2 separate regions of the Homo sapiens genome follow, and region 1 is linked to region 2. A link is a contact called in ENCODE Hi-C or POLR2A ChIA-PET data. All regions are on one chromosome and are shown on one strand. The core of a region is the stretch at or near the end of the contact, and the rest is flanking DNA. Distances in the headings are between cores, read along the strand shown.

The links. Hi-C counts contacts between places; a loop is a spot of excess contacts on that map. ChIA-PET counts read pairs that join two places held with the same protein, here RNA polymerase II (POLR2A). Pooled maps may share reads with other maps.
Region 1: a loop to region 2 is called in a pooled map, with 2.0 times the contacts of the local background. The contact joins two enhancer-like sites. A Hi-C loop is called at or near these places in 1 of 50 pooled maps. POLR2A ChIA-PET finds 5 or more read pairs at or near these places in 4 of 52 experiments (A673, AG04450, BJ and 1 more).

Annotation. Positions count from the first base shown.
Region 1 is chr6:136,062,514-136,069,594 of GRCh38, reverse strand. All of the region lies in intron 2 of PDE7B (phosphodiesterase 7B), which reads right to left. All of the region lies in intron 3 of PDE7B-AS1 (PDE7B antisense RNA 1), which reads left to right. Among named protein-coding and RNA genes, the nearest start is that of PDE7B-AS1, 6.8 kb to the left of the region's middle. RefSeq lists an enhancer at 1,392-1,936. Within about 2 kb of position 1,779, at least 4 of the 41 ENCODE cell types and tissues checked have a DNase peak (open chromatin) inside an H3K27ac peak, as active enhancers do.
Region 2 is chr6:136,013,921-136,020,343 of GRCh38, reverse strand. All of the region lies in intron 2 of PDE7B (phosphodiesterase 7B), which reads right to left. Among named protein-coding and RNA genes, the nearest start is that of PDE7B-AS1, 56 kb to the left of the region's middle. Within about 2 kb of position 5,104, at least 2 of the 41 ENCODE cell types and tissues checked have a DNase peak (open chromatin) inside an H3K27ac peak, as active enhancers do.

The DNA.
Region 1 (7,081 bases), core at 530-3,029, 53 kb before region 2:
AATTTAAAATAGGCAATAACTGTATTCTTGAATGCCTTAAAAACTCTGCACATTTATATAATCAAATGCTTTTTAAAGAATATTAGCCTTGCTTTTCTGAGACAGTTTTGAACTGTACAATTTCAAGGACTGAATTGAAGGGGAAACCATTAGGACTTGTTGATGGAGGATGCATTCACTACTGATTATTTTCTAATTCCTCCATGGATTTGATCAGTGTAGCCTCACATGTACATATTTACTTATGCACGTGCTTGTGAATGGTTTAAAGATGATTCACTGCATGCTGAGAGTGTTTTCTCCTCATGATTTGTCCCCGCTTGCTTACTGCTTCCAGCTCCTCAGCCTTTAAAGCAAAAGCACATTTTAAAGTTATTTCAAAATTATTTCTTTCTCCTTTGCTATGGGCAGTGTAAACCCTAAATAAAATTCTAAGCCCCCCAACCAACTGAATTGATCCCTCCTCTGGGCCAAGGGCATTCTAACGTAAACCTGAAACACTAGTTCAGGCTATGAGGGGAAGGGGTGGTTGGACATGCCTCATTATACCTTCCTCCCTTAGGAATTCAGGCACAGGTGACCAGCACTGACATTAAAACAGAGACCTTAAGACTGACAAAACAGATGCTTTGTCGCAATAAGATACTAACATGAGATAGCAGGCCCTGAAAGAAATCGAAGTATTTTACCCCAAAACAGATTGCTTTGACATATATTTGACCCATTCTATGTATTTTTTCTGATCCAGGAGAGAATCAACTAAAGAGTCTGGCACCTTTTAAAGTGTGATTAAGAAACATTTACAATCGATTCTCTCTGAAGCCTGCTACCCAGAGGCTTCATCTGTGTAATAAGAATCTTGAAGGCCGGGCACGGTGGCTCACGCCTGTAATCCCAGCACTTTGGGAGGCCGAGGCGGGTGGATCACAAGGTCAAGAGATTGAGACCATTCTGGCTAACACAGTGAAACCCCGTCTCTACTAAAAACACAAAAAAATTAGCCGGGCGTGGTGGCGGGCGCCTGTAGTCCCAGCTACTCTTGAGGCTGAGGCAGGAGAATGGTGTGAACCCGGGAGGCGGAGCTTGCAGTCAGCCGAGATCGCGCCACTGCACTCCAGCCTGGGAGACAGAGCGAGACTCCGTCTCAAAAAAAAAAAAAAAAAAAAAAAAAGGAATCTTGGTCTCCACAACCCCTTCTCTTAACCCAGGCACTCCCTTCTATTGATTCCAGGTCTTTAGATTTTTCAACCAATTGCCTATCAGAAAATCTTTGAATCCACTAATGACCTGGCACGCCGCCCCCACTCCCAGCCCCAACTCTCCTAGTTGTCTTGCCTTTCCGGACAGAACCAATGTACATCTTTCATGTACTGTTGGATGTCTTATGTTAAAATGCTCAAAACCAAGCTGTAGCCTGACCACCTTGGGCACATGTTCTCAGGCCCTCCTGGGCCTGTGTCACGGGCCGTTGGTCACTCATATTTGGCTCGGACTAACTCTCTTCAAATATTTTACAGAGTCTTAACTCTTTTTCGTCGACAGCAGCTAACAATTGAACTGTTTGGGGGATTAAAACATGAATCACAAACATTCCTTTCAGGTGGCATTTCATTTTTTTCTTCTGAAGGAAATCAAGAACCAGAAATTCAGTTTCTTCTAAATTAATTAGATCATTGTTTGCTGCTTTTCCTCTTCCTGACCTTCTCTTTTCATTGATTCTGGAAGGGAAGTGTGTGTTCCACTCATCTCAAAGGAATGCTTGCAATTTGGCGGTAGATTATGCAAACTCCAATTAGCGATCCACAAGGTGTTGAAAAAACAAGGCCTGATGTGTGGGAAATACTGGCAGCTCACTTCCAGCACTTGAAAAACACCTTCCTTGCTTAGATGTGAAGCCACATCTATATCAACATTAAATGCTGGTCAAAAATCACACTTAGAATAGTTGAAATAGAATACAAAACCAAAGCAAACCAAAAAAGTTAAAAAGAAGAAGTCAAACACTTTAATTCTAGTTATGCTTCCGGCATAGAAGTCCCTAGATATTGCTAGTCAAGTCTTAATTAGAATGTCCTATGTAGTTTTAGGTTTTATGTTAAATTCTAACACATTTCATGCCTTCATTTCAATTAAAAATATTTACACTGGGCTTTGGGTATACAGGTCTTCATAAAGTCTAGTAGGGATTTGAAAGTGGGCAATGGAAATCAGCAAAGGCAGATGATTAGGGCTGAGAAACAGAAATAAATTCAATAAAGTCTCACTTAGAATTGGGATTATTTGGTTTGGAGAAAAATGGGTAAATTGTTCCTTTGAAGATGCTTTAAGCTGAAAATTTTACATGCATGCCTCATCTTATTATCTAGAACATTTCTGTGAATGAAGGAGAAAGATACATTCCCAATGTGTGGAGGAATTCCTACAGAGAAAAAACATGGTTGTTGTGTTGGGTGCAATGGCTCACACCTGTAATTCCAGCATTTTGGGAAGCTGAGGTGGGAGGATTGCTTGAAGTAAGGAATTTGAGACCTGGGCAACATAGCAAGACCCTATCTCTATAAAAAATATTAAATTAGCTGGGTGTGGTCGCATACACCTGTGGTTCCATCTACTTGGGAGGCTGAGATGGGAGGATCACTTGCGGCCAGGAGTTCTAGGCTGCAGTGAGCTACCATCTATTGTGCCACTGTGCTCCAGCCTGGGTGACACAGTGAGGCCTCATTTCAAAAAAAAAAAAAAAAAGGTTATGGTTATCCAAAGGAATACTCAGGGAGTCATTGATAAGGATGTAACCAGTATTCATATTTCCCTAGCTTCAGCTTTGTGCTCTGTCTCTCCATTTCTTCTGCTTTTGTTCTTCGGTTGCTAAGTGATATTCAACTTTTTTTCTTTTTAAAGAGTATTTATCATGAGACTTTGTGTAACAGGATATATTGCATACCTGAAGGTTTTTTAAAAATCCTAAAAAGGATTTTTAGTAAAAACTTTAAATATCTGTTTTCATAACTGGTTTGCACCTGCATAGCGAAAGGGCTGAACATCTATTCTTTTGCAGTTGCCCAGGCTATGCCTATTTCATTAACTTATTCAAAGATCCAAAGTGCCACATTCATGTTCTCTAAGGGCTTTGAATCTCTCATATTTGTGGGTGCTATAATAAGAAAATGATGGCTTTGTAAAGGAGCATCAATAACGTTTCATTTCTGTTCAGTATTTGGTTCGGAGTCATCCCACCTCTCCTATCTACTCTGAGACCATGCATCTTGCCTTCTAAAAGGACCAAACCAAACCCAAACAGCAAACATGGAATCCAAGGTGCACATCTGCTCTAAGGGTTATTGAGTCATCCTGGGGGAGTCAGTCACATTTCCCAGCATTAAGTATAATATTATGGGCAAGGCCTTTGTGCTGTTGTGCAATGGAAACAGGAATTGCTGTATTGCCTCGCAGGTAGAAGAGTCTTTCCTTCTGAACTGCTATTAAGTCAGACTGGCTAAAAATAAGGAAAGAGCCACATATAGACATGCCTGGATAAAACTTAAAACAAACAAACAAAAAAAGCCTTTATGGAAATCACTGGATTGTGAACTTTGAGGAAGCCATTGGCAGTGGTGTGTAAAATTGGTGACCTTGTTGTAAACCACCAGTTAGAACTCTGAAGATCACAGGGGGAAATACTATTTTCACATTGTTACTAAGAACTGATAAAAAATAAAGAGCATATCTTAGTGGTTAAAATCTGAAATATTAACTGTTCCATAATAGCTGCTATTCTAGAAATCTGATCTTTCTGAAATTTATGCCTAATCAGACTTTGAAAAATCCAGAATAAACTAAACTATTTAGATGAAAACGTTACATGATCACCATGTAATAGAATCTGAGACACTGAACTCTATAATTTAATATTAATTGATATACGGTTGTATACCCTGAATTTCTTGTTTGCTGTTGGGTTTGGTTTGGTTTTTTTGGAAAGCAACATGTATGGCTTCAGGGTATATGGAAGGGGTGAGCCGATTTTAAGCAGAATCCTACAATGCTTCTGAAATTGAAGTTAAAGCAGCAATATTCCTGGCACCCTGGGATTCAATTAGATGCTTTGTGATGCCTTCTCACTCCCTGGCTACAGAGTATACCATTAACTACAATAGAAGTTTATGAAATAGCCAAATCAAGCCCAAAGTCTCTTTTTAAATTAGCAAGACACTCATAATCATTAGTATGACTTCTCAGATGAGGAAAAAAGATGACAATTTCAGTTTTTTTATATTATTCTAGCCCTGTGATTTAGCCTCAAAGGTGGTTTTGTGAAGCAAACGTCTAATTTGATAAGCTGATTTGTAAATAATTGTATAGGAGAAATGGTTAATAACATAATTTTATGGCATCTTCAAAGCAAACTGAGAAAACCCTACAAGCAAACTGAGAAATACGAGCTGTAGTATTTTGTTTCCAGGTAGCTGCTGTCAAGTCCTGCTAGTCCCAGAGAGGTTCAAGTAGATGTCTCTTCCTTGACTTTTAGGCATATATGAAATTGTGCTCTGGCAATGATTAGATATAAATGCATTTGCACACATAGACAAATGCCACCCTCGTAAACCTACAAATTGTTGGACTCTGTTACTTGCATTTGTTTATTCATTCATTCACAATGAATATTTATTGAGCATCTCTATCAAGTGCCAGGCATAGAGCAGTAACAAATACTGTTTCTGCTCTTGGGGGGCTTACAGTGTTTTGAGAGGAAGGCAGAAATGAAACATAATTATGAATGTCATGAAGGAGAATGAAGGGTAGGTGCCTAACTTCCTAATCGGGACATCAGGAAAGGCCCTCCAGAAAGAGTGACAATTAAGCTAAAGACAACGAAAACCATGCTTTATGGGCCACGGGAATTGACTTGCTTTCAGAAGGAAGGGAAATGGATGGAGCTGATTGTCTTACCTCTGTTGTAAAGTTCTTGGTGAAGGTTCCGAAGATGAAGGTGGAGAAAACAAAAAGAGACAGCTGAGAGAGGGGTCAGAACCAGGCAAGGGGACGAATGAGAGTGAACCTGAGACACTCAAGCTTTAAGGAGAGGAACTGTCTCCATGAAGGCCCCACATTTGAGAACACTGGGTAACAGCCTAAGTGGTCTCCTACGGATTCCTTCTTTTGAGCAGCTTGTTCCTAGCCTGGCATTCAATGAACTTGCCACCAACAGAGAAGCAGGTGGGTAGCTTTTGCATTTAAGAGATTAAAAAACTGAAGTTTTTATTTTTGCCTACTGTTTGGTAATTTTTGGCTCCTTGTGCACAGAGAGAAAATAATCGTAAGTAATTTGGCTTGTTTTTCTTCTCTCAAAGCATTTGTTTGGCCTGTTTGTGCTTTTCCTTTATAGCTGTAATGTTAATACAGCTGCACTCTCAGAGAAATTTTAAATACTAATAGTCTTCCATTGCACGCTAAAACAAATCCCAGAGTAAAAAGCTGTTCAATTAAGAAGTTGTGAATATTTTCATAGTTTTATCACATGTTAATAAAATCCAAAGCCAGATGATACTCCACACATTGCATTAAAAAGAATTATATTTTTCAGTCAACATTATTAATTATGTAGTAAAAAAAAAACTTTAATGAGAAGCTACCTTGGACTGGACAAATGGGTGTTGGAGGGGAATTTATTATGTTAGCCAGGAAGATATGGAATATTGAAAAATAACTATAGCATAAGCTAGAAGGTGCTATGGGTGACGGGGTAGGGCTGATTCTTGAAGGATAAGGGAATTTGGAAATGAGAGGGTTGGATATGAGGTTTTGAATGTCTAGGGAGGACAATTTTGAGTAAACGTTCAGAGGCAGAAGTAACAGTGAATATGAGAAACACGAACTGTGCGGTTTTGTTGGTGTGCAGGGAAAGTGAGGCGGAGAAGTGGAAAGTAGGGGCGGGGCTGCCTTATGGCCTGCCCTGGATGCTAAGTTAGCTGGGAGCCACGGGAAGATTTCCCAGAGAATAGCATAAGCAGAGCTGTGCCTTGGAAAGAGTAACTTGTATTAAGATGGGTTCATCTTTAAGCCATGCTGAAAGCAGGGAACACAGGTAGGGGACTACTGCAGTAGTCTAGGTGCAAAATGAGGAGGTCCTGACTTACCAAGGTGGTGGAAGAAATGGTCAGAAGGATACGGATGGGAAAAATATTAATGAGTATACATAGTTCCTTTGATTTTTGTGAGATATTTGTGGTTTACTTTTAACCTCAAGATATCCCATTGTGGTTTTAAAATGGTATGTATCTAAGGGCTTTATCAGCCACTGAGCCAGAGTCTCCATGGGTCTGGTTAATCAGATGCTGTTCATTAAAGTAACTCCACATGCTCTTCCAGGTCACTGCCTACAATTTTGCAAGCCTTGCGATAATATTTACCCATATTTACTTGAGACTCAGATTCACATATTGCTATTTTAGAACCTTGTTTTTTGTAGGCAGGGTCGCTAATACTAGTCTAATTTTACAGAAAAGCCTGATCAAAGTTATACTAGCAAATATTCAATTAAAGGTTCTCATCACTATTTATTGTTGTCTCTCAATCTGTCTCAGTTTTGAAGATTCAAACCCATACTAATATCTTGAGAATCTAGAATGACAGCAGAAAATCTAAACATGGGTCAGTGTTAACAGTCTCTGCTCTCCTTGCTTCCTCTTCCTGTCTACTCTGCTCCACAAGAATCTGAGATGGGCTAGAATCAACTGCTAGATTCTAGTGCATGCCTAGAGCAATCTCAGCCTTCAGTTCAATCTGGGGCCTTGGAAACTACTCCAGATTCACTCCAGAGAGCAATTTGGTCTTTTAGGTCAGGTCACAGGCGAACTGGGCATTGGAGCTGGAAAGGATGAGGTGGTGAGAGGAAGGGATCTTTCAGGACCCTAGAGCTGCTCTTCTCGTGCCTGTAATGATCTTCTTCCATCTTGTTTACTTGGTACCTCAGTGATCCTGACATCTGTCCTGACATTTTGATGCTTCTTTTTCCCTATCCACAAGTAAGATAAAAGGGTACAAACTTTCAGCTGTAAGATGAATATATTCTGGAGACTGAATG
Region 2 (6,423 bases), core at 3,855-6,354:
TAAGATTATGCAGATTGCCAAAAAAGTCAAATTCTTTAATTATATCAAGTCAGCCGGAAGGTGGAGCAAGATGGCAGAATGGGGCTCTCTAGTGATTGTCTCCCTCGTCCACGAGAAACATCCATTTGAACAACTATCCACACACAGAAATACCTTCACAAGAGCTAAGAAAACCAGGCATGAGGTCACAGTACCTGGTTATGGCACAATAAGAAGAGACACACTGAAGAGGGTAATTATATCAACTCAGTGAAGTGATATTGTTATGCCTTACCAAGCAGAATCTCTGATTGGGTGAAAAAACAGGAAAAACAAAATAATTACAGTTGACCCTTGAATAACATAGGTTCGAACTGCATAGGTCCACTTATAAGTAGATTTTCTTCTGTCTCTTCTTGCTACCCTGAGACAACAAATTTCCCCCTTCCTCTTCCTCCCTCTCCTCAGCCTACTCAACTTGAAGATGACAAAGATGAAAACCTTTATGATGATCCACTTCCACATAATGTATAGTAAATATGTTTTCTCTTCCTTATGATTTTCTTAATAACACTTTCCTTTCTCTACTTACTTTATTGTAAGAATACAGTAAATGATACATAAAACACACAAAATACATGTTACTTGACTATTGATGCTATCAGTAAGGCTTCTGGTCAAAATAGGCTATTAGTAGTTAAGATTTGGGGGACTCAAAAGTTATACACAGATTTTCCACTATGCAGAGGCTGGTTCTCCTAACCCCCTCATTATTCAAGGATCAACTGTATTGCCAAGTTAATGCAGTTCTGTAGACAAAATATTTCAAACCATGGAGTATATAGGGGACAAAATGACAAAAAGCATATTTGGTAGTGCCTGTTTTGTGTATCTGTGGCTTGCATATTTACAGTGTCGATGCCAGCCCTGATAGGTATGCTTTGACAGTTTGATGGCCTTTTCTTTTTCCTTCTTTTTTTTTCAGCTGTACTAGCTGTTCAACTTCTTTATTAGTTATTTTCATTACTTATAAAGTTAAAATTACATATATTCAATGAATTAATTTCAATGAATTAACTTATATGAAATAATGCAATTCTTGCAAAGCACCCTGTAATTTACTACAAGAAAACTGGCTAACGGCCCTTAAGTTTATTAATCTTGCTTGGTTGAACAATTTATTCCCAAAGAATCATTTATTAATCTCAGAGGAAGATCAATTTTAATAAGTACTTTGCATTTCTGCAGTATTTACTTCCAGGATTATATGTTAAATAAGCCACTTAGTAATTTGCATATTGTCTCTATGAAATCAGTACAAGCAGAGACTGCCTTTTAATAAAATAGAGTCTGAGCTGGGTGGGTGGCCATGAGACATTTCTGGGCTTAGTCGGGGAGAGAGGGAAGGGGGAAGCCCAGTCATACACTGCTGAACATGGGAGATGCTTGGCCACAAAAATCAGTTAAAACACAGGCTAAGCCCATATTTAGGAGATCAGTGAAGCAAGATCACCAAAGTTTCTTGAAATAAGGATTTGGCTTTTGACACACACACAAACACACACACGTATATGTATAGATATGTATATATGTATAAATAATATATAAATATATTTAACAAAAGGCAAATTGTACACGTATTTATTATCTTTCCATAAATGTGGAAATAAATATATTTAAAAAACATAAAAACTTTGTTGGACCTCTTAACGGTAATTTAAGAGTTTGTATTATTTTGTTTTGAGTTACTTGTGGTGAGGAGGCACCATGTTCTTTTCACTGCTTAGACTGTTCCAAGATTTTCCTTTAACTTTGAATGTCACGATGGCCCAGACACATGCCAAGTGTTGGCCTTCTTTTCCTGACTAAGTTGGGTTCAGGATTGTTTGTGATGTTGAGGAGTTGATCTCATTTTGAATCGGGTTAGCTCTAATGCTCAGGTGTTAAGTTTACTGAATCATATTTCTGTATCTATCCAAGACCATCCAGGAAGTCAACTCAAAAAGGAAAATCAGTCTGTCTTTCAGGTGCAGTGTGGTTTTGCCTGACTCTTAATTTATGGGCTGCCCAAAGATGAGACAGGTCTCTGGGGATAGGGCTGTATCTCTCTGACTGATTTTGGATTTAGTGATCTGCTACTTGGGACTGAAGGTATTCTGCCTCGATCCTGCCAATCGTTCCATCCTGCCAATCATGCTGAAATTGGGATTCCTGTGAGATTCAAATGATTTGTCCCAAGATGCATGGAAACTATAGATAAAATCCAAAAGACAGCTATGACTTTTTAAATCCCAAATTACTGTTTGACGCTATTGAAATTTTCCCTGGCTACCTTATCCACTACCATCATAGTCCCCAACTTCCCAGGGCTATGGAACTGATGTTGTAAGTAAATGTAAGTTGAAATATAACATTAGTCAACAATGCTTCATGTAGGAATGCTTAGGGTATGTGTGTATGTTTGTGTATTTCCAGAAGAATGTGTTAATTTCCTTCTTGATCATATTTAGATTAAAATTCTCTTAAAATTTATATTGAAAATTGCTGACTCCTTAAGCCAAGCAAGAACCCATTTCCTATGCTAATTAGAGATGCTTGAATGATTCATTGTATGCCTAACATAACACCCATCTTTGGTGTAACTTCAGTCACCCAATTCAAAAAGTTATATATGATAGAAAAAAGACCAACAAATCCAGAGTTTAAAGTTTACGTGGTTAAGTTTTCAGGTTTGCCATCATTCTCAGCAAACTATTGCAAGGACAAAAACCAAACACCGCATGTTCTTACTCATAGGTGGGAATTGAACAATGAGAACACATGGACACAAGAAGGGGAACATCACACACCGGGGCCTGTCGTGGGGTGGGGGGAGGGGGAGGGATAGCATTAGGAGATATACCTAATGTAAATGACGAGTTAATGGATGCAACACAGCAACATGGCATATGTATACATATGTAACAAACCTGCACGTTGTGCACATGTACCCTAGAACTTAAAGTATAATAATAAAAAAAAGTTTTCAGGTTTGCTGAAAAAATTAGTTTTATCACTAGTTTTATTTCGCTAGTAGTTTCAATAGAAGAGGTGTTTTATTTAAGTGATTCTTCTCTTTCACTAATACTTCCTATTTAAGTTACTGAACTTAAAAAATAATATTTGGATGAAATTTCTAGTTCTATGAATGTGTAATATACTCCTGTTTAATAATCTAAATGACCTTATGATGATATCAATTACTGTACTTCAAGGACTATTTGAGGGTTTCAGGCTATTTGCTGCTATGCTAAATGGCTCCAGGCTACTACGGCTTTCAAAGCTTTTGTGTCAGCATTTGGCAGGTTTTCAGGTCACTTCTACTGTTTTCAAGGCAATTGACTGTAGCAACTGTCCCTACCTTCAATTCAACTGCTTTGAATCTTCCAGAAGCTGCAAAGGCAGATAACCAAGCTGGTTAACAGTGTCTTTGACTGCATTATTCTTGTAAATAAATAGGCTTAGAGTTAATTTCTAAACATAGCTGAGAAATTAAATTAGGTGTATCTAAGAGAATTTCCCTTAGAATGTGCAGATGAGTAGAACAGCCATTTTTTTTTTCTCCCAGAAGTCCTTCTGCCTTTCCAGTTCTGTTGCAGGTGGTTGAACTTGTCCGAGGCCTGCCCACCCCATACTTAGGGAGAGGTGTGGCATGCTGCAGCAGTGAGACCAGGAGCTCCGGAGCAGATCTCAGCTGGAATTCTGGCTCCGTCATAGTCCTGCTGTGCAACATTGGGCTAGTTACTTTGCCTCCCAAGACTTAGTTTTGACAACTGGAAAATGAGAATGAAAATAAAACCTCTCCAGAGTTGTAGCGAGGATAAAGTGAGGTGTGTGATACAACAATAGCTAATATTTATCGAGCGCTTATTAGGTGCCAGGTACGTAGTTAGCACTCATATAAACATTAGGTCCTTCAGACGTACCTGGCTTTGTGCCCTTACTAGTTGAACTTCACACAATCAGTCTGCTGAAGTCCACACACAATATTCAAATGCCATAGAAAAGAAGGTAGAAGAGAATGAATCAGAAAGAACCTACCATGTACAGATACTAGGTTGGACATTTTCCTTGTATCATCTAATCATCTCAGCAATGCTTCGAAATAGGACCTATTATCCTTATTGCACAGATGAGAAAAATAAAGACCCAGATAGGTTGTTTTTATACTTTCCTACGTATTAGAGGGAGCCGTGAGATGAATAGAACAAATTTAGCACAATTGAGAAACTCAATCCTGTAAGAGTAAATTATAACACTAACATTAACAATCTAGTTAATTCCTTGTTTAGTAAATCATCAAAGAAGTTTTTCTTTTATAGAGTTAAAATAATGAAGTGAAAAACATCATCTTTTCCATACATTAAAAATAAAGATATCAAATTCATTTTATTCTGTTTGACATAGATGTTCTCGTAGATCCTTGCATGAGTTAAAGGCTAAATTACTTTTTTTCAATCATAATACATACTGAGGCTTGTTTTTGCTGCCAAAACTGTTCTTTGGTTTAGAAAATTTCCCCTAGGTCATTTAGAAGTATTCCCAGAAAAGATGAAAATGCCAAAAACCTGGTCAAATTTTTTTTCAAGTATTGCACCAAGAATGGAAGGAATCCGGGAATCAAGAATGTATATTTATCTGGTTGCAAGGAGAAGAGGGGTTATCTGAATGCCAGCGACTCAGTGTTTGTCACTTTCATAGTTGACAATTTCCCCCTCGTTCTCTTGCTAACTTCATGTATTGTGTGGTCAATTTTCCAACCTTTCTCTTATTTTAAATATTACTTATTCTCAGGCGGAAAAGCCTCTTGAGAAAAATTTCTTTTTGGGCTCCACCTTTTCAAAGGAAAGTGCAAATTAGTTGTAGCAAATTTGTAATTCTATTTCCATCTTTAAAAAGAGATATTATTCAGGCATTGGTCTGCTCTGTCACCTTGAATCAGAAAATGGCTCCATCTGGTTTATTTAGTTTTTGATAGCTCACACTTCAAAGAAAGGCAAGGGTTATATCCGCTGACAATTGTGTAAGCCTGCGCAAGCAAAAATAAAATTCTCCCCCGACCCCCGCAGTGATCAGTATGTATATCCTGAAGCAGGAGAAAGCTGATGACGTCTGTTGTGGTTTGCTGACTCCCAGCAGGCTTCATTCTGCAGGCTTGACTCAGGAAAAAGAATCCCACCAGCTTCAAGTGAATTCTGCCCAAGTAAAGATTACTAATACAAATATCATGGAATTGGCTCTGGTGCTGCTTTTGGGCTTAAAATTCTGTGTGCGTGTCTGTGTGCTTGCACACGTACACGCACACGCATATATGTGTATTTTAACTTCAACATCGATATTCAACGTAATTTTTCAGAATTCCTTGCAGCTCTCATAGGGTATTTAAGCTTTCAGGCAAAGTTCTGGCAGCAGCTCCTCACATGCAATCGGCCAGACGTTCCACTGATATCTGTGTGGACTCTCCAAGGTCAGATTCAGTTCTGAATTGATGGAAAAATAACAGAGGGCCAATGTGTTTTACGCATTGTCATTTCAAAGAGATGAGGCTTTGAATAGAGGTACAAATCACCAATATTTCATTTTATGTGTAATTTTTACTCTACCTACTTTCAAAAGAACCCCAGTTCTGTTTCTACCCCGGCCTTGGTTATGCAACTGCTGTCTGCTTTGGCTGCCCCCTCTGCAATATAGGGATAATAATACTGCCACCTATGTCATGTCATAGAGGTGCTTTAAAACTAATGAATAGAGAACTACAGGAGCCTCTAGCTCTTTGAAATATAACCAGCTTACAGCTTGCAAGCTATTTTCAACAGGGCTAAAAGTTCACACACTAGATATGTTAATAGTTCTACAAAAACTTGCAAATAAGAGTGTGTTCATAAATTAAATAATTCAAATTAACTTTAAAATGAGTGGAATATATATCATGTGTATACATGCACACAGAAACAGGAAATGCATATAAATTGTTGAAATATTTGTTAAAAAATATCTTCATAGAAAAACTTAGAAAATTATATCACAAATACCCTGTACAAGTTAATATTGACAAAGATTATCACCTTAGTGGTATTGTGAGTGATTTTATTTTCATTGATATAGCTTTCCTCTATATTTCAAGTTTCCTAAAATGAACATGTCATTCTTGCAAAATTATGAAAATAATCTCAATAAATATCTTTTAAAAAACTAACTTGAAAGGGGGAAATTACTCAGGTAAAATTTAAATGGGGCTTTTAAGGAAAAATTCCTTTGAATTCTAAAAGAACAAGTTTGGGGTGAGACATAAATGAATTGGTCAAATTTAGTGCCAGTCCTAGAATACTTGGGTTTGAACTTAGTTTACAACAGGAAGAACCGCTCAGAGAAAACCTATCATTTAAGAAAATATTTAGTCCTTGC